Linked DNA regions of Homo sapiens: region 2 is linked to region 1. Evidence: chromatin loops called from intact Hi-C (ENCODE). Cell type or tissue: Calu3. All regions are shown on one strand. Each heading gives the region's core, and the rest is flanking DNA. Links, peaks and the distances in the headings are about the cores only. Region 1 overlaps CPNE8 (copine 8). Region 2 overlaps CPNE8 (copine 8).

The links. Hi-C counts contacts between places; a loop is a spot of excess contacts. Peaks named below come from ENCODE experiments on the same cell type or tissue, not always from the same donor. Only the 100,000 strongest peaks of a DNase experiment are listed, where the experiment ranks them.
Region 2: it touches region 1 in a loop (2.4-fold over the local background); 6 of 110 quality-filtered maps call a loop at or near these places.

Annotation. Positions count from the first base shown.
Region 1 is chr12:38,769,341-38,779,215 of GRCh38, forward strand. CPNE8 (copine 8) reads right to left here. Exons shown (of 20, transcript NM_153634.3): 7 at 6,898-6,961. Among named protein-coding and RNA genes, the nearest start is that of CPNE8, 130 kb to the right of the region's middle. In Calu3, for the core only: no CTCF peak of the experiment used is centred there; no DNase peak of the experiment used is centred there.
Region 2 is chr12:38,886,598-38,896,472 of GRCh38, forward strand. All of the region lies in intron 1 of CPNE8 (copine 8), which reads right to left. Among named protein-coding and RNA genes, the nearest start is that of CPNE8, 14 kb to the right of the region's middle. RefSeq lists a silencer at 5,982-6,061. In Calu3, for the core only: no CTCF peak of the experiment used is centred there; a DNase peak (open chromatin) is centred at 5,644.

The DNA of each region.
Region 1 (9,875 bases), core at 779-8,778:
ACTATCACCTCAAACCTCTCAAGCATATCATGTTCTTTTTAAATTAGAGGTTTAAAGATCAAAAAGTTCTATACTATCTATTATAGAAGTAGTGAAATAATCATTCTGGATGATCAAATTATAAAATCAAAGGCAGCATTGAAAAGGCGAGCTGTTTGGTTTAGTTTGTTTATTTTGAATGCCCCTTCATTTCCATATATATTTAAATGCCCTTGGGAGAGAATGGCTTTCTAAGAACATGGGGACATTCCAAGGACATTGTTCTTGCAGAAAAACATTACACTTTAACACATTTCTCCCAAAGCACCTGGACCAAAATATAAACTTCCAAGAAACATTCTGTATACTTACAATGCATAATAGATAAATGAAATGTGTTTATTTCAAATAGATTGTGAATAAAACATCAGAGGTGTATTATTATAAAAGCATGAATTTTCATAGGCTCACTGGTAAATGTAATACTAAATTTAATTTTTCAAATTATATCCCTTAGGGCTTGCAAAATGAATAACTGATTCAAAATAAAGATTTATTTCAATGAAGAAAATTATATAACCTTAGGAAAAATAATGTTCTTGCAATTACTCAGGTTAACAACTTAGCAGGGATTAAATGGTACATTTGTATTAAGCACAAAATACATCTTGTTTGAGAGGAAAAGTATTTATATACTTTTAGAAATACACTAGCATCACTGCAAAGTTTTGTTTTGTTTTGCTTTGTTTTTATGCCTTATGCTTAATGTCACCTAATACATTTTTTAAGACCTCTCTTTAATACTCCACATATAAGGACCATTCTATTGCATAAAGCCACTTGGATGTTTCACAGGCACTTCTAACATATTCCAATCTGAACATCTAACGTCTATCCATAAACTTGCTTCTCCTATAATTTTCCCAGCTCAGTTAGTGGCATTGTCATTCACTCAAGTGCCCAAAGAAGCCATCCTTGACTCTTCTATTTTCCTGATCCTTTATCCAGTCCACCACCAGTTGCATCATTTACCTCTAAAATTTTGCTCAAATCTTTACTTTGGCTCTGCTGCCACCACCTCAGTCCAGTTCAATCTTATTTCTCACCCAGACATGTTCATTGACATTTATTCCTTACTCCCACTTCGACTCTTTGATGTATCCAATCCATTCTCCATTCAGCAGACAGAATAAAAGTCTTGAAACATGAAAAATTCATGTTGCTCACAACTTAAAATGCTTTAAGGCTTTCCCTTGCATTTAGGAAAAATGCAGAACCTTTAACATGGTCCGCAAAGGCCAACATCTAATGGGTTCTGACCAGCCTTTTCCACCTTCAACTGGCAATGTTTTAGCTCAATCAACTCCCACTGCTCACCCCTGGCCATCTCACATCGGACCCACACATGCCTTTCCCACCTCAGGACCTTATACAGCTGTGTCTGCTGGAATTCTTATCCTTGGGCTGGCAAACACTACTCCTTCTTTAGGTCTTAGCTTAAATGTCACTTTCTCAAAGAGGCCCAGTGATTCCCCCAAGGCTTAATATAAATTAGATCCCTGCTGTACTCTCATAATATATTTGAATCACTTGTCACATATCATGACATATATTACCTGCATAGTCAGCCGACTAATGTCTCTCTTTCCCACAAACTATGTGTTCATTAAAAACAAGGACCAGGTTTGGGGGTTGTGGTGTTGTGTTTTGTACTGTTTTTTTCTTGCCATTCTATTCTAAGCATTCATTCCAAGGACATAATAACATTTTGTAAACACTGTTCAATCAATCAATAAATAAAAACAAAAAATATACTTTATGAAAAATTTCAAGCTACTTTTAAAATACTACATAAAAGGCCAGGCATAGCGGCTCATGACTGTAACCCCAGCGCTTTGGGAGGGCAAGGGGGGCTTGGATCACTTGAGTCTGGGAGTTCAAGACCAGCCTGGACAACACAGTGAGACCACATCTCTATCAAAAAAAAAAAAAAAAATTAGCCAGGTGTGGCGGTGCCTGCCTATGTTCCCAGCTAGGAGGGAGACTGAGGTGGGAGAATCACTTGAGCCCAGGAGCTCAAAGCCTGCAGTTAGCCAAAATTGTGCCACTGCACTTCAGCCTGGGCAATAGAGTGAGACCCCGTATTTAAAAAAAAAATACTGATTGAAGATACACTCCCAACATAATTTCTAAACTACATTAGTTTTTACTGTGGCATTTAATTAAATATAAAATTTGCATTTGAATAAAACTGTATCAAAATAAGTTGAGATAATTAGGATTATTACACTACAAATAAATATTTGTATAAATTTATGACCTATACATCCCTTAAATGCTACCATTTCTTTCCTATAGAGTATCCATCTAAAGGAAGAATTAATAATATTCCCATTTTTAGAAGAAAACATAGAGCCTTGTGATATTGGCCTTGGATATTATTTCTTGGATATGATACAAAAGCATAGGCCACAAAAGCAAAAATACACGTGGGACTGCATCAAACTACAAAGCTTCTGCTCAGCAAAGGAAACAATCAACAGAATGAAAAGGCAACCTACAGAATGGGAGAAAATATGCTGTGGTTGCTATGACTTGTTTGTCCCTACCAAAGCTCATATCGAAATTTGATCACCAGTGTGACAGTGCTGGGAGGTGGGGCCCCATGGAAGGTGTTTGGGTTATGGGTGTGAATCCCTCATAAATAGGTAGGTGCTGCTTTCACAGTCTTGAATGAGACTGGATTAATTCTCTCAGAATGAGTTCATTCTATTAAGAGTGGGTTTTTATAAAGCTAGGGTGCCCCTCAGGTGTCCCTATGTTCACAAATGTCTGCTTCCACTTTCACTTTCTCTGCCACAATGTGAAACAGTATGAAAGCCCTTACCACAAGCCAGTACCATGCTCTTGAGCTTCTCAGCTGGTAGAAGAGTGAGCTAAATAAACTTCTTTTTAAAAATAAGTTACCTACTCTCAGATATTCTTTTATTGCAACACAAAATGGACTAAGATACTGTATACTATAAAGGTTAATTTCCAAAATATATAAGGAACTCCTACAAATCTTCAAAAATACTGCAAAAACTAAAAATAAATAAAAATAAAAAATAGAAAATCAACCCAATTTAAAAATGGGCTAAGAACCTGAATAAGCATATCTCTAAGGACATACAAATGACCAACACACATATGAAAGGTGCTCAACATCACCAATCATCAGAGAAATGCAAATCCATACAAAAGATTAGCTCACGCCTGTTAGAATGCCTACTATCAAAAAACAAACGCAAAAGGAAGCAGTGTCAGTGAGGATGTAGAGAAAAGGAAACCCTTGTACACTGTTGCTAGGAATGCAAATTAGTGCAGCCACTGTGGAAAATAGTAGGAGGTTCCTCAAAAATTAAAAGCAGCACTACTGTATGATCCAGCAATCCCACTTCTGGGTATATATCCAAAGAAAGAGACTGAAATCAGTATCTTGAAGAGATATCTGAACTCCCATGTTTATTCTAGCATTATACACAAATAAGTCAAGATATTGAAGCAAATGAAGTGTCCATCAACAGATGAATAGATACAGAAAATGTTTTATATATATATAAAATTTATACACACACACACACACATATATATGTAAAACAATGGAATATTATTCAGCCTTAAAAAGGAAGAACATCCATCCATTTGCAACAAGATAGATGAGCCTGGAAGACACTATATAAGTGAAATAAGACAGCCATAAAAAGATAAATACTACATATTGTAACTTACATGAGGATTCTAAAATAGTCAAAATTATAGAAGCAGGGAGTAGAATGATGGTTTCCCGGGATTGAGGGGAAGAAGAAACTGGAAGGTATTATCAAGGAGCACAAAATTTCAGTTATGTAAGATGAATAAGTCATAGAGATCTACTATATACAGTATAGTACCTATGGTTAACAATACTGCACTGTATATTTAAAAATCTGCTGAAAGGGTAAATCTTATGCTGTTTATTATCACAAAAATATTAATAATAAATAAGCAGGGTAGGGGGAACCATTGTAAGTGACTAATATATGACATTGATTGTGGTGATGGTTTCATGGGTATATACCTGTCTCCAGACTCATCATGATGTATACATTAAATATGTCCAGTTATTTGTATGCCAATTATACCTAATAAACTGGTTTAAAAAAATTGTCATTTTACAAATGCATAACTTAAAGCTTCAACAATATAACCTCACTCGGCTAAATAGTGAAAAAGGTAAGACTAAAATGTAGGTGAGCTGACTCTAAAGCTTATGTTCATTGTACAAGTTAATAACTGACAACTCGTTTTAAAGAAAAATGTAGATTTTTATGATGTTGTAGGTGAATTAAAATGATTGCATTCAACATTATAAATAATAATGCCCAATACTTTTAATGTTCCCTAAAGTATAAATTTAAAAAGCATTGATTCTTCTGAAGTAACTATGAACATTTCTTTGAGTACACTTGTGCATTCTACTATACTAATGTAGTAATGAAATACTATTTCAAGTTTATTAGTATTAATAATGATGCTGATGATCAATAAGGCTATAGCCAGGAATCAGGACATAGAAAACATAAGATGAAGTTACACCAAGATTTTAAACAATATTGATAAAAATATTAAACTATAATTTCTAAGTATGAGAAATATGTATTGACTCATTGAAAGATAATTCCAGATGTTATTGAATTAATTGTAAAAAGAGGGATAAAAATACCTAGACCACTAAATGACACATTCCCTTTCATTTACTAAGGCCTGGTAAAAGAATTTTCCCGGCTCTTCCAACAAGAGAGTAGAACTGAAAGTGGAAGATATTTAGGATGCAGCCTGTCCATACTCAACCTGTGTCTTGGTATCTTGGCTCTACTTTGAAATAGAACAGATAGTACTGTATTCATGACACATTTACATAAAATCTGCTCAATAAACTCAAGATTTTGACAAAATAGCATGTTAATATCACCAAAAAGAACATGTATCTTATTGACTGTGAACTTCCTTTTTTCTTTCCTCCTTTATCATACAAAACATATATTATTTGAAACATTTACAAATTGAGACAAGTATAAATGATGATTAGATGATAATATAATTTAAAAAATCATTGTATCATTTTAACTAAAAAAATAGGATAGGTAATATCGCTGCATTTAAATAATTATGCTATATTTTCTAAGGCACTGGGTAGTATATGCAAACTACTTTTATGTACATTATAGTATCAAACTTAATGTTATGGTAGTTAATTGCCAGGACTGGAAGATTTTTTTTTTAAATAGTCTAGTGATTAGTTCACATTTTTTGGTTTATTGCCCTTCAAATACGAAAAGTAAAACACAGAGTAAGTAGTCAAGTGTCTTGATTAGACAAAGTACAAATTAGTAGCAAAACCAAAACTTGAGTCTGATAGTCTTTAACAGCATTATATGTGGGCATGTTGGGGTATTTTTTAGATGAGAAAAGTGAGACTGATATGACCGTGACATGCCCAGGGGGACAAAGACAATGAGCACAACAACAGAAAGGCTTCAATTTACATGTTTTTTAAATGACTTAAATTATAATATTAGTGTTTAACTATTTCCACTCATCTGTTATTATAGTTCCTATTGTTATCTCACTGTTCTACTCCTGCCCCCAGAATCCCAAAGGTATGTAATCAGCTGTAATACCCAGTTTCTATCATTTGCTGACAATATCATATGATTCCCTGAGCATATTATCTCAACTATCTATCTATCTATCTATTGATCATCTATCTATATTTGAGAGATATAATATATACATATATTTGAGACAAGGTCTTGCTCTGTTGCCCAGGCTGGAGTGCAGTGGCACAATAGCTCACGGCAGCCTTGAATTCCTGGGCTCAAGTGATCCTCCCACCTTGGCCTCCCAAAGGCTGAGATTACAGGCATGAGCCACCATGTCCCACCAGAAATGTATTATGTAAATAAAGCTACAGAATTTATCTAAAAGTTAAAAAGACAACTTTTTGAGATAATAAAATAAACTATGGCTCTCTCTATAAAAACTCTGGTCAATGTCAAAATGTTAAGCTTTTGGTATTTGGGGTGAGTTTCTGTTCCTACAATCAAGCAGCAACTAAAAGTAAAGAGCACTAGAGGTAATCTAGGGAAAATTTTTTTCCTCTGGAAATACCAATTCCCAGAGATCTGCTGGCCCACATTAAACAGACAATATTGACTTCAGATTAAGCTGGTCATTGTTACTTTCAGTCTGGAGTGTCATAGCTATCACCCCATTTCTTGACAACAGTGAAATCATTAATCATGAGTCAATGGGTGCATCAGCAAATCACAACTGAAAGTAGCAATGTTCTAAAAATACAGAGTATGCACTCTCTGTAGTCATACTGCTAGCTGTAGTGGCAGCTAATCCTTTCTTCAAATGTGGACTTCCCAAGCTAACAAGAGATGGAACCAATATAAATTCTGGATTAATTAAATTAGAAAAATTGGGGAAAATATCTTATACAAATGGGGTAAACTCAAATGACAAGAAATATTCCTTCAGGATTACACACAGATCTTCAAAAATACTGCAAAAAAGTTTGCAGTAATTGAACTGATTGGTATAACTGACTATTCCTTATACTAATGCTTAAAAAGCAGTATTGATATTAGGTGTTATTTTAATACTTTCAATTCCTTAAAAAGATTATTAAAATAACTAATTATACTTTTCAGACTATGAAATACAGTCTCTCTGGTCATAGGGCTAAGTACCTAAAATGATATTTTATGGGTTATAAAATTGTATAACACTTTTGCTACAATTACTTAAAAATTAATTAGTTAAGTACAATTTTAGATATAGCATTTGAAGTATGGAAGTATTTTCTAAACCAAAGAAATATTTACTTACCCTGCAACAGTTTAATTCCTCTGCTGTAAGTATGATTGTACCACATTTCTTCCCTGGAATTCCTCTAAAACAACAAAAATATATTTATATACATTAATATGTTATATTAATACTATATAATATAAATTTATATATCATGTTTATTTTTATGTACTCTAATAAAGAGCATATAATAATAACATGGTTCTTCCCTAACAAATATATTTTGAGTAGCTGGGATTACAGGCCCAGCTAAATTTTGTATGTTTTTTTAGCAGAGATGGGGTTTCGCCATGTTGGCCAAGCTGGTCTCAAACTCCTGACCTCCAGTGATCCGCTCCCCTCGGCCTCCCAAAGTGCCGGTATTACAGGCATGAGCTACCACACCCGGCCCTCAATGAGACTAAACTTTCAACATAACTTTAAACATGTCGATCCTCTCCTCAAGAATCTTCAATATCTCCATATTGTCTAATATATAATAAAATATAAGATAATGTAATAGTTATGCATCATCTAATTATGTTTCAGTAAGAAACAGATTGCATATACATTGGTGGCCCCATAACATTATAATGGAGCTGAAAACTTTCTACTGCCTAATGATGTAATATCTTAGCACAGAGCATTACTCATGTGTTGGTGTAATGCTGAGGCAAACAAATCTACTGTGCTGCCAGTCATACAAAGTATGTATGTACAGTCCATAATACTTGACAATGATAGTAAACATCAAATATGTTACTGTTTATGTATTTTCTATACTATACTTTTTATCATTATTTCAAAGTGTATTTCTTCTACACATACCAAAAAAAAAAAAACAAAGCTAACTGTAAAAACAGCCTCATTTAGGTCCTGCAGATGTTCCAAAAGAAGGCACTGTTATCACAGGAGACAACAGCTCCATGCATGGTACTGCCCCTGAAGGTTTTCCAGTGGGACAAGATGTGGAGGTGGAAGACAGGGATACTGAGGATCCTGACCCTGTGTAGGCCTAGGTAAATGTATAACTTTGTGTCTTAGTTTTTAACAAAAAAAAGTTTAAAAAGTAAAAATAAATAAATAACTTAAAAACAGAAAAAAGATTACTGAATAAGGATATAAAGAAAGGAAATATTTTTGTACAGCTGTGCAATGTGTTTGTGTTCTAGATAAGTGTTATTATTAAAACATTTTAAAAAGTTTAAAATATTTTAAAGTAAAAACATTATAGTAAGTTAAGGTTAATTTATTATTGAAGAAAGAAAAATAGTTTTAAATAAATTTAGTGTAGCCTAACTATACAGTGTTTATAAAGCCTACAGTAGTATAATGTCTCAGGGCCTCACATTCACTCACCACTCACTTAGACTCACCCAGAGCAACTTCCATTCCTGTAAGCTTCATTCATGGTAAGTACCCTACACAGGTATACCATTTTATATGTTTACTTATGTTTAGATACACAAATACTGATGTTACAATTACCTGTTCAGTGAGGTAACATGCTGTACACATTTGTAGCCTAGGAACAAGAGGTTATACCATATAGCCTAGGTATGTAGTAGGCTAGACCAGGGGTCTGCAACCCCAGGGCTGCAGAGCACGAGATGAGTGGCAGGCACCAGCAAGCTGAGCCTCATCTGTTTTCACAGCAGCTCCCCATCGCTGGCATTACTACCTGAGCTCTGCCTCTTGTCAGATCAGCAGCAGCATTAGATTCTCATAGGAACGTGAACCCTATTGTGAACTGAGAGGGACCTAAGTTGCATATGCTTCTTATGAGAATCTAATGCCTGATGATCTGTCATGGTCTCCCATCACCCCCACATGGGACCATCTACTTGCAGGAAAACAAGCTCAGGGGTCCCACTGATTCTACATGACATTGAGTTGTATAATTATTTCATTATAATATAATAATAATAGAAATAAAGTGTACAATAAATGTAATGCACTTGAATCATCCCGAAACTACCCCCAAACCCCCAGTGCATGGAAAAATGATCTTCCACAAAACCGCTCCTTGGTACCAAAAAGGTTGGGGACTTCTGGGTTAGACCATCTAGGTTTGTGTAAGTACAGCCTATGGTGGTTTCACAACAATGAAATCACCTAAGGAAGCATGTCTCGGGACATATCACTGTTGCTAAGTAGTGCATGACTATAGAACAAAATGTTCTCATGGTTTCTAAGTTTTTTAGTATGTTATTAAAACCTATCTAAAACTATGGGTTTCACTGTTCCCTCTCCTTTCATCAACTCGGTGACATTTTGTGCTTATTTCTTCTTTGTGTTCACTCCCATGCCTTGATAAACTATAGCTTGTTAACTGTTCCCTATTTCGCCTCAAACTTTCCATATCCCCAAATTGGATATGGAACAAGTTCCATTTGTTCCAAGAAAACCTTATCCTAGGCAGCCTTACACAAAGCTCAGCCTTTTCTGCTTTCCTATTGATGTTAAAGTCAATACTGCAAGGTTTAGCACTTAATTATTCCTTAACTGTTAAAAGGACAAATTGTTAACCTTTCTTTTCTCAAGTTGATTATGCTTTCTGTAAGAGCAATATTCACGACATAAACCTCTTGTAAGCACAGAGTTAAATGTCTGTATACAGCAGGTGTTTAGTTTATAGGTAAGTATGTAATATACAGTCATGCATTGCTTAATTCTTGTTTCCACCATGTATTTACTCTTAACCAGGGTCATTGCACATGTCAAGATCTTCCATCTTCCCTAGGTCCTTATGACTAAGAACTCAATATAGCATGGCACATTTTGTCTTATATTACTACATTATCGTTTTCAGCATCCTTCCAGCATCCTTAATCAGTTAATTTTTCTAATTCAGCTGTACCTTTCTCTTCTTCTTTCTATTTGTGAACTATGAGTTTAATATATTCAGCATTATGGAAAACCAAACACCCTGACTGAGCATCAACCTGAACACACTTTACAATGCTGAATAAAATATGCAAAGATCTTTATAAATGCTCAGATAACATTGCAAGAAA
Region 2 (9,875 bases), core at 829-8,828, 120 kb after region 1:
AGCCCTGATCTCAAGTCCACTTTGTAGAAGAAAGAAGAGATGTAATGTGAGCCTAAGGCTGCTCCTCCAAGTTCCTTTTGCCTTCTATGAAATTAAAAGGGGCCAAAGAGCCTCCTGGTAAAATGAAAAATGAATCCTCTTGATATCTTTTTAAGTTTATACTGTCGGCCCAGCCAGGGTCTGGTGGAAGGAATATATAATAGGAAACTCTGAGAGGAATTTCTTTACAAAAGAAGGTAGAGCTCAGATGGGAGACCCAGATTCAGAGACAAAGACAGGCCCACACAGTCTGGAGCCTGGAACTGTGGGGTGTGTGCCCACAGAGCAAAAAAGTTGTGAATATATGGATTTAAAGAAATGACGACACCCAGGGAGTCTTTGGTAAGGAGGACTTCTGACTGAGACTGAACCTAGAAGGACCACATAGAACCACAAAGATCTGGTAAATCAAGAGAGACAAGCACCAGGAGGCAATGAGCAGAGTTACATACAGGGTTACAGGGACAGCAGACAGCAAGGTCTCATGCCAGGCCTTGTAGCAATAGGACATTACTGCAACTTCCCAGTGGCACTGTCAACAGCAATGTTTTAACAACAGCAGTGAAGGCTCCATGGAGGCAGACAGATAGGAAGAGGGGTATATTGAGACCACAGCTGAGATCATTCCCTTGGAGAGATGCTCTCCAGGCAGGGGGTACTAGGCCTGAAAAGCAGCAGCTAGGTTCAGGTATTAATATCTGAAGCCAAAATCCAAGGAAAAAAACTCGACTTCCATCTTACGTAAGTCATTGTAAAATAAATATGAATGGAAATATGCCTTATATGCCTCTAAATAAATGCACAAAGAGATATCTGCTTGGCCTGACCTATTGCTGGGTAAGAAAGTTGGGGTGATTTGTACTTTCTCCTTTGCTCTTTTCAACATAATTTGATTTTTTTTTGCATATTTTTACAACTTTATCTTCATGAAGTGATCTACTGTTTTCCAAATATTTCAGTTGAATATCTGTATAAAAACAAGAATTCCTTGCTAAGCTATTGAAACTTTCAAAACACTTTATTAATATTATCTCAAACAATCCTTATACAACTGTATCAGAAGGAATTTCTATAAACAGAAGCACAAGGAAACTAACTTATCTGAACTCTCAGAGTAAAGTATGGAGTTGCCGTTTAAATCCAGATCTTTCTGGCTCTAAACTTTTGCTAAGCCTGTAATACATTACACCATTCCCTAACTACGTTACAACACTTGAGATTATATATCATTATTTTTCTCAGTCTCTCCTCCTGCCCACTCTAAAAGCAGTAACCACATTTCAGCTCACTTGCTAACAGCTAAGTGGACAATGATCCTCCAAATATTTTACACAATTAGCTAGATTAGCAGTCTTTTAGGGTTTATTGCTTTTCCCAGAGTCAGTGCAATGGATCACTTGTCCAAGAAGCAAGAGCTGATGACTGTGATGTGCCTACAGATCTCCACTAAGTAGAAAGCTGGAGGCTAACATCACTCTACCCAACATCAGCTCACATACTGCTGCCTTCCAAGCACCACTCCCAAAATATATTGATCATATGACTGGATTTTCTAACATTTTGTTCCTTTGTCTATTAGCTGTAGAATAATATGTTGCTTCTATAATGGAGGAAAAGTCATGTATATTCAGGCTCAACATTTCAACATTTCAAAAGAAAATCTTTATCTATATGCAAGGTTGTCTTGAGCCAGCTCTCTTTAAGATGCATGAAATAATACATAGGCTATGACAATGAAAACAATAACATGCTTGTAAAGGTAAGGCTAGATTGGCAAGGTTGGTTTTTTTCTTCCTCCAGATTTTAAGCAATATCTTCTGTAATTTCTTTGGACCATTGGACAATTCAGAAGTACCTAGGAGTAATCTGAGATTTGCAGACTCAATAACAGAATTTAAACAGAAGAAGGAACTAATCCAAATGGGAATATGTAGGTCAGCATAAATGATCAGCTGAGATACAGGAGAATGAAAATGACTTCCTAATATGTATGTTTCATCCTTATCAGAAGTGAGTAGAACAGAAGTGTGCCCTGACTCAAAGGCTCTCATCTCGGCCCCAAAACCAACAAAACAACAATGGAAACAAAATCTCAGTAGCAGCCCATCCTACCTACAGTTCTACAAGTCCTAAAAAAACCACTGAATGAAACAGGCATAGGCAATTGCTTCGCTATGTCTCCTTCATCCTGCCTTTTTACAATTGATTTTTTTTCAACTCAATTAATACTATACTCTTTCTGGCCTTCAGGCCTTCCAGCCATGGTTCCTGTTCATATGTGATGTGCCTTTCTTCTACTAACGTTCCTTTCTTCAACTATATATTGAATAAATAATTATCAAGCACTTTCTATATGCAATACACTGGACTAGAAGCTAAGTGGGATGCAAAGCTGAATAAGACATGATTCTTATCCTATGAGAATTTACAGTTTAATAGCTGTCTGACACTCATTCAAATGTTGATTCAACCAGCACTAGGTTATTAAGTGCCAGATAAAGGATTTAGTGTTGGAGACCATGATATGAACACATTGGGCTCCAGGCCCTAGATTATTTATATTCCATTAAGGAGACAGATTTATAAACAAATATGTGCAGTGAAATGTGGAATATGTATAATAAATTCATTACAAATTAGAGAAAGGGAGGGGTGGGCAAGTCAATCTGAAGGATCAGGAAAAGTCTTCATAGTATGAGTGATGCTTGAACTATCGGCAGAGTCCATCAGGTGAGATAACAACGTGAGGCCAAACTGTTCCTACCAGAGAGAACCACAGTGTGAACATCATGGTTTTCTCAGGAAACACAGGTGTCTGAAGTGACTTAGAGTTTAGGAAAGAGTTTAGAGGCAAAAGTGGAGAAGGGGAGGGTGGTGGGACATAGAGAGAAAGAGATGAGGCTGAAAATTTAAGTCAGGGTTTGGAAGATCCTGATGACTCATTATACAGGCAACTAGAGGGTCTTAAACAAGGGAGTAATAGTATGATGTCATTTGCCCTTTTTGAGTACAACTCTACCAGCTCAAAGTACAGGATTCCTGGCGAGGAGGAGAAGGTTGGCCAGAGATTGTGAGGTTGGAAGAGTCAAGGAACTTGTGCATAGTCTTTGCATGGGTCAGACTGGCCTGGACCTAGTTAGCAGAATGGTCAGCCATGTTAAAGAGACGATACGGAAGTAGAAGGAATGGGAGGATGAGGCCTGAGGCTCAACTGACAGAAGTTTTACTGGGGTATTGGGGGCATAGAGAAAATGATGGGGAGGACTTAGTCCCTTGTAGGAAAGCAACCTAGAATTTTCAGGAGTGCCCATAAGTAGTTCGCAAAACCTCTGAAGCAATTTTGATGGTGCCTCTTGTTGACAATAGCTGGTTTAGACCATGCTGCCAAAATGAAAATGACACAACCACACAACAGTTGCATTTTTTAAATCACAGCATTTTATATATGTGCTGGAAATTGTTCATCAATCATCATCATCTTCACCTTGTATTACCATTTATTGACCTCATTGAAACAAAGTGGCTTTATAATTTTCTTTTTTTTTCCTAATTTTATAGCTATAGCCACTAATGAGGTCTGTTTCTCTGGAAAGACTTGATGTAATCAGGGATGACAACATTTTAGGCTAAATATAATCAACTGAGCACTTAGATACTTCAGCTGTTACAAGCACTTAGGAAATTACTTAGGCCATCCAAGGAAACTTTATAGCCAGACAAGTGTAGGAAAGACATGATTTATGGATAGTGACTTGACTTAAGTAAACTTCCTCATTTTTAACTTGAACATGTGTAAACAAGTTCTGTCTTTTCCTTTTTTTATAGAAAGCATTGTTTTCCATCTTCTCATCCTTGACACTTTTCTTTAGTTGGATTTTGACTTTTCTAAAATTTTATTTTACATTGTGTGGCACAAAATTTAAATTGGTGATAAAAAAAAATACAGAGTCTGGAAGAAGTACATTAGCATATAAGCAAATTTTTGCTTCCTCAAGTGGCCAGGCCACCAAACAGCTCTTCTTACCCTAAATTATACCCAAGTGAAACCATCACGTGCTGCTGCACTTTATTAGTTCACCAAGTACTTTAAGACATATTTTTCCCCAAGACAAAAGTCTTCCTTGAGTAAAAGATATGTTCACTTATTTTTCTACTTAGGTATTTTATATAGGATATCACACATGCAAATTGTCTCCTTTTTTTGGGTAGTATTCATGCCCAGATTAAGCGAATTATCTGTCAACATTTTTATTTATATATATACATATATATATATGTATATATATAAAATATTTTTTTTGAGAGAGAGAGAAAGAGTCTCACTCTGTCACCCAACCCAGAGTGCAGTGGCATAGTTTCGGCTCACTGCAACCACTGCCTCCTGGGTTGAAGAGAATCTCCTGCCTCCTCGCCCTCCCAAGTAGCTGGGATTATGGGCACCCACCACCATACCTGACAAATTTTTGTATTTTTTAGTAGAGATGGGGTTTTACCCTGTTGTCCAGGCTGATTTCAACCTCCCAACCTCAAATAATCCACCCACCTCAGCCTCGCAAAGTGCTGCGATTATAGGCATGAGCCACTGCGCCTGGCCAAATTATCCGTCAATATTTAGAATGTACTGTGGCCACCTCTAAAATTAGCTTTGCTCTGCTTGAGGACAATGTGTTTTAATTTAAATTTATTTGTTTCTCATTTCTTCACAAATAAAACTTTGTAGAACGTTATATAAACAAAGATTAAATAATTATATCTTTACTGAATAGCAAAATCAGGCAGGCATTTCAGTGTTCTCACTAAGTGTATAAACTAATTTTTTTTTTTTTTGAGACGGAGTTTTCACTTTTGTTGCCCAGGCTGGAATGCAATGGCACGATCTCGGCTCACCACAACCTCCACTTCCCAGGTTCAAGCAATTCTCCTGCCTCAGCCTCCCTAGTAGCTGGTATTACAGGCAGGCGCCACCATGCCGGGCTAATTTTGTATTTTTAGTAGAGACAGGGTTCCTCCATGTTGGTCAGGCTGGTCTCAAACCCCCAACCTCATGTGATCCGTCCGCCTCGGCCTCCCAAAGTGCTGGGATTACAGGCGTGAGCCACCACAACCAGCCAATATAAACTAATATTTTTAAGGGTATAAACATATAATGTATAAACATATTCAAATTCATAGATGTCCACATTCATTCTTCCAATCTATCAAGTGGCAAACATTTATTGAAAACCTTTCATGTGCAAAGCACAAAGTCTGGTTTTGTAATAATCAATGATAAAACAAATAGATATTTTTAAACTTGGTTGGGGAGACAGGCGTGCAAAAACCTAAAAAATTTTAAGTCAAAATAAAACAAAAAGAATGTACAAGAAATGTTGTCTGGGAACTCCAAGGAAGCAACAATTAATTCCAATTTCAAGAATCTAGTAAAATATCACAAATTGCACTGAGTGAGGTAAATCTTGACAACCAGGCAAGGAGAGCCACAAATGGGGGAAAGGCTTCTCAGGCTGTAGGAAAGTGTCAACAAGGGTGGAGAAAGGGAAGACACAAAGGAACGTGGGGATTAACACCTAGTCCACTTTGGCTGGTGCCCATGTCTGAGATAAGGCTGGGAAAGGAATCTGGGCAGGATGAGTAAGTACTCTGAACACATGCTAGCATACTTGGACTTTACTCTGTAAACAAAGGGGACACGCTGAAACAGTGGAAGTTTCTGCAAAGAAAAATCATGCAATTCAACCTTTGTTTACAAAGCTAACTAAACATGTGAAGCTCACTACATGTGTGAAGAAGAGGAAAAATGATTACTTCTTGAGCCAGAGTGGAGACAGCAGAAATGGAAAGGAGGTGACCGACACTTTGGAGAATGGAATAAACAAGTCTTGGTGACTGATAAGGTGATTTTAAAAGTACCGAAACCATTCATAAAGCTTATGAAATATAGTAAGTCAAGCATTATAATGGTAGGGAAGTAATAGCATACATGACTCACAGTGTTGGCTTATTTCATTTTGAAAGTCAACTGTTCCAGAAAGCCCAGGTAGCCCACACTCAGTGACAACTGATCAGAGGAAGCACACAAGACTGAATCCATCTGACAATTTTACTAAAAACTCTCTAGTTGCCAAAGAGACCTAAATGATTTTTTAAAAGTAACATATTAGAAAAGTAAATTACTGAAAAGGCACCGATATCTATTCATATCAAACACTGTTCATTTCCATGAATACAGTTTGTTATAGATTTCTGTTGAGAGAAAAAACTAGAACAGCAACAGCAGAACTTGACAACTCTTGGGGAGAATATTAAGGAAAATGAGGACGTTGAAATAGCAAGTAGTTGGTGTTAGAAATAATCTAACATAATAGTTCTTTAAAAAAAAAACCTTAGACACTTGAATTAGAGCCTACATTTTTAAAGTCTCATGATCACACAAAGGTTTAAGAGCCTATGTCTAGAAAATCAAGTGTAATATGGCAACAAAGTTAAACTGTTTGGAGGAAATTAAGGTTTTCTAAATATATGTTAACACTGTCAGAGGTGTTTGAACCAGAGCAACTCCATCTTGAATAGGGGCTGGGTAAAATAAGGCTGAGACCTGCTGGGCTGCATTCCCAGGAGGTTAAGGCATTTAGTCACAGAATAAGATAGAAGTTCAGCACAAGATACATGTCATAAAGACCTTGCTGATAAAACACACTGCTATAATGAAGCTAACCAAAGCCCACCAAAACCAATATGACAATGAGAGTGGCCTCTGGTCATCCTCACTGCTACACTCCCACCAGCGCCATCACAGTTTACAAATTCCATGGCAACATGAGCAAGTTACCCTCTATGTTCTAAAAAGGGGAGGCATGAATAATCCACCCTTGGTTTAGCATATAATCAAGAAATAACCATAAAAATGGGCAACCAGCCACCCTGGTGCTGCTCTGCCTATGGGTTAGCCCTTCTTTTATTCCTTTACTTTCTTAATAAACTTGCTTTCACTTTACTGTATAGACTCACCCTAAATTCTTTCTTTCACGAGATCCAAGAACCCTCTCTTGGTGTCTGGGTCGGGAGCCCTTTGCAGTAACAATACTACTCCTTTCCCTATTACTTTTTCTTCACAAACCTTCTTTTATTTAAAAAACTCAAAGATAATAAATAACTTTTACTCTATATCTGCAATTGTTCTGATTAAAATTAAAATTCATATTTCAATATCATTTTAAATACACTAGAGGAATTGTCTATCTAAAGACATTCTGAGATAAATATTTTGAAAGTAAAATAGCCTTTTTTGTTTGTTTTATTAAAGATAAATTATCACCACTAGTTTACAATGGGCTTTGACAATCACATTATTTCCTTAAACTGAAGTATGTCCCCATTTTATTTTAAGGTCCTGCTTCTCCAATCATAAAATTATGAACCTCCAAGTAATATCATAGGTCATCTTGACCAGAGACTCAACCTTTCTATAGGATCTAAGATCCAGTGAAGTGGCATGATTGTCAAAGTTCACAGAGCTAGTTCCAGAAACAAAACAGATGCTGTTTCTTTGCTGAAGTGTTCCACAAGGAAGCAAGATGCCATATATATGACATTCCAATGGCACAGTGATTTAAGTGAAACAAAGAAAATAAAGCCATTATAAGATATGTCTTAAGTTAAAAAATCAATCATCTTTTAGGTAGTATACTTCAAACTTTTCCCAAAAAAATTTTTTTAATTTACTAATTTAAATTATCAATTAAGAGAGAAATTCACTAGTAACTTGATATTGATTACGCCTCCTTTCCCCAATGCCTACAAGAGGCTTTGGATGAAACCACTGGCATAAAAATCAATTGTAATCAACTTTCTAATATCTCTGCTTCCATAATTAATTTGAGAGTGGAGATACCAAGATAAGTCAGATAATAAGCTATATCTAAAATCGTAGGTAATTGAGATGGGTTTAGCAAATACATTTATTATTCTAGTGTAGTTCCCACGTATCCCTTAGTCTCACGTGCTTGCTCTCACTCCAGCTCACTCTCTCTCTCTCTCTCTCTCTCTCTCTCTCTCTCTCTCTCTCTCTCTCTCTCATATTCTTTACTTATAGCTTGGAAACATGAAAACCTATTTAAGACATTAAAGAAAAATGTTTGTGTTACTTTCAATTACCAAAAAATCTACAAATAGGAGTACATTTAGATAAAAGAGTACTCCTTTATAGGAGTACATTTAGATAAAAGAGGATTGTAGGAATGCTCAGAGTTATAGGAGATGGATGCAATAAGAAGGATCTGCAGACAGTGAGAAACAATTACATTTCTCAAAATGATTATAAAACCACTATTATGCTAAGGCAGAGACACATGTTGGTTTCAACCAGTTATGGCAATTATAATCATATCTCTGGTTCATTACACTCTCTGACATTTGAGATTGTTCTTAATAAAATTAATGTGTCACTTGTTACTTATTTTACATACATAGAGAGCATGAAGCTAATTAGCAAGGTAAGAAAAAATTGACTTTTACAAACTCATGCCACAATTCATATAGCTCAGAATAATGTACTGATATTAATATCGAAGTAGTTATTTTATTTACATGAAATTCTGAAGAATGAATTTGCCATGAAGGGAAACTCTGGAATTAAGTATTACTGAAAAGCTAGCAAGTTAAACGGTGACTTCCCCAGTGCTAAGAAAGCACTGGACTGAAATTGTAGGGCCTGAGGTCAATTCTCAATTCCACTGGTAAATTTGAATGTCACATAGTCATTTCAATTAACTTTTCTTACTTTTCATTTGCCCAGACTATCACCTCTCTCCAGTATTTAGTTTTCATCTCACCCTGCCTGCTGATTTCTAGCTAAATAGTCTTCTCATTACTTAATTTCCTACATCTTCATTAGGTAACTCAGCATCAGAAAAAGATAAGAATCAATACTGGAAATAAAACATCACATGGTTAAAGTTTATGCCACTCCTATGAATTGCTCTACTCAAAGCTCTCACCAGTAGGGAACAGAAAAACAGGAAAGCATTCTGTGTTTTGCATCCTCAGAGAAATATATCCTTTGTGGTAGAGTAGTGTTGATATGATCTATTATAATTGCATCTCCTAAGCTTTATAATTTCTTTTAGTTACTAACACACTGGTATTGACAGAAAAGAGCTCCACTCTTCAAGCCGACAATAAAGAATTTATGGAAGAACAACATAATATAGCTAATGGTCATAAGCTTATGCTTAGGAATTAGACATATATGGATAGGAACTCAACTTTGCCACTTACTAGATACGTGACTTAAACCAAATTACTTATACTCTCTCTAAACCTCAATTTCTTCACTTGTAAAACAGGACATAACATCACCTCTTTTCAGAATTGCAAGGATTGAATGAATTAGCCCACATTAACCACTTTATACATTGTCTGACAAAGAGTTAGATTTTGAGATTAATTTAAAGAAAATAGATGGCAAATATCCAAAAGTTGCATGTTTCTTGGCTTCATTAAAATAGCTTATATTTGAATTCGTTTACTGTCTAATAAATAGAAATATTTGCTGGGGACTATCAGTGATATTTTGTTTCTTCAGAGTTTCAGAAAATCAGCTGATGATTCCCTCAGAAGGTCTGCAACATTATTCTTCACAGAATAAACCTGACAAAAACCCTCACAATTTGAACAAGAATGTCTGGTAGCTAATGGTCCTGGCTGGAGAGGCACTAACACTGAATGTTGTCATTAAGTTTGCCAATATTAAGGTATTGTGTATCAGGGAGTGAACATCATTGGTCCCTGGGTCAGGCACCTTTTAAATACATCCTATTTTATTACAGGCAATAACT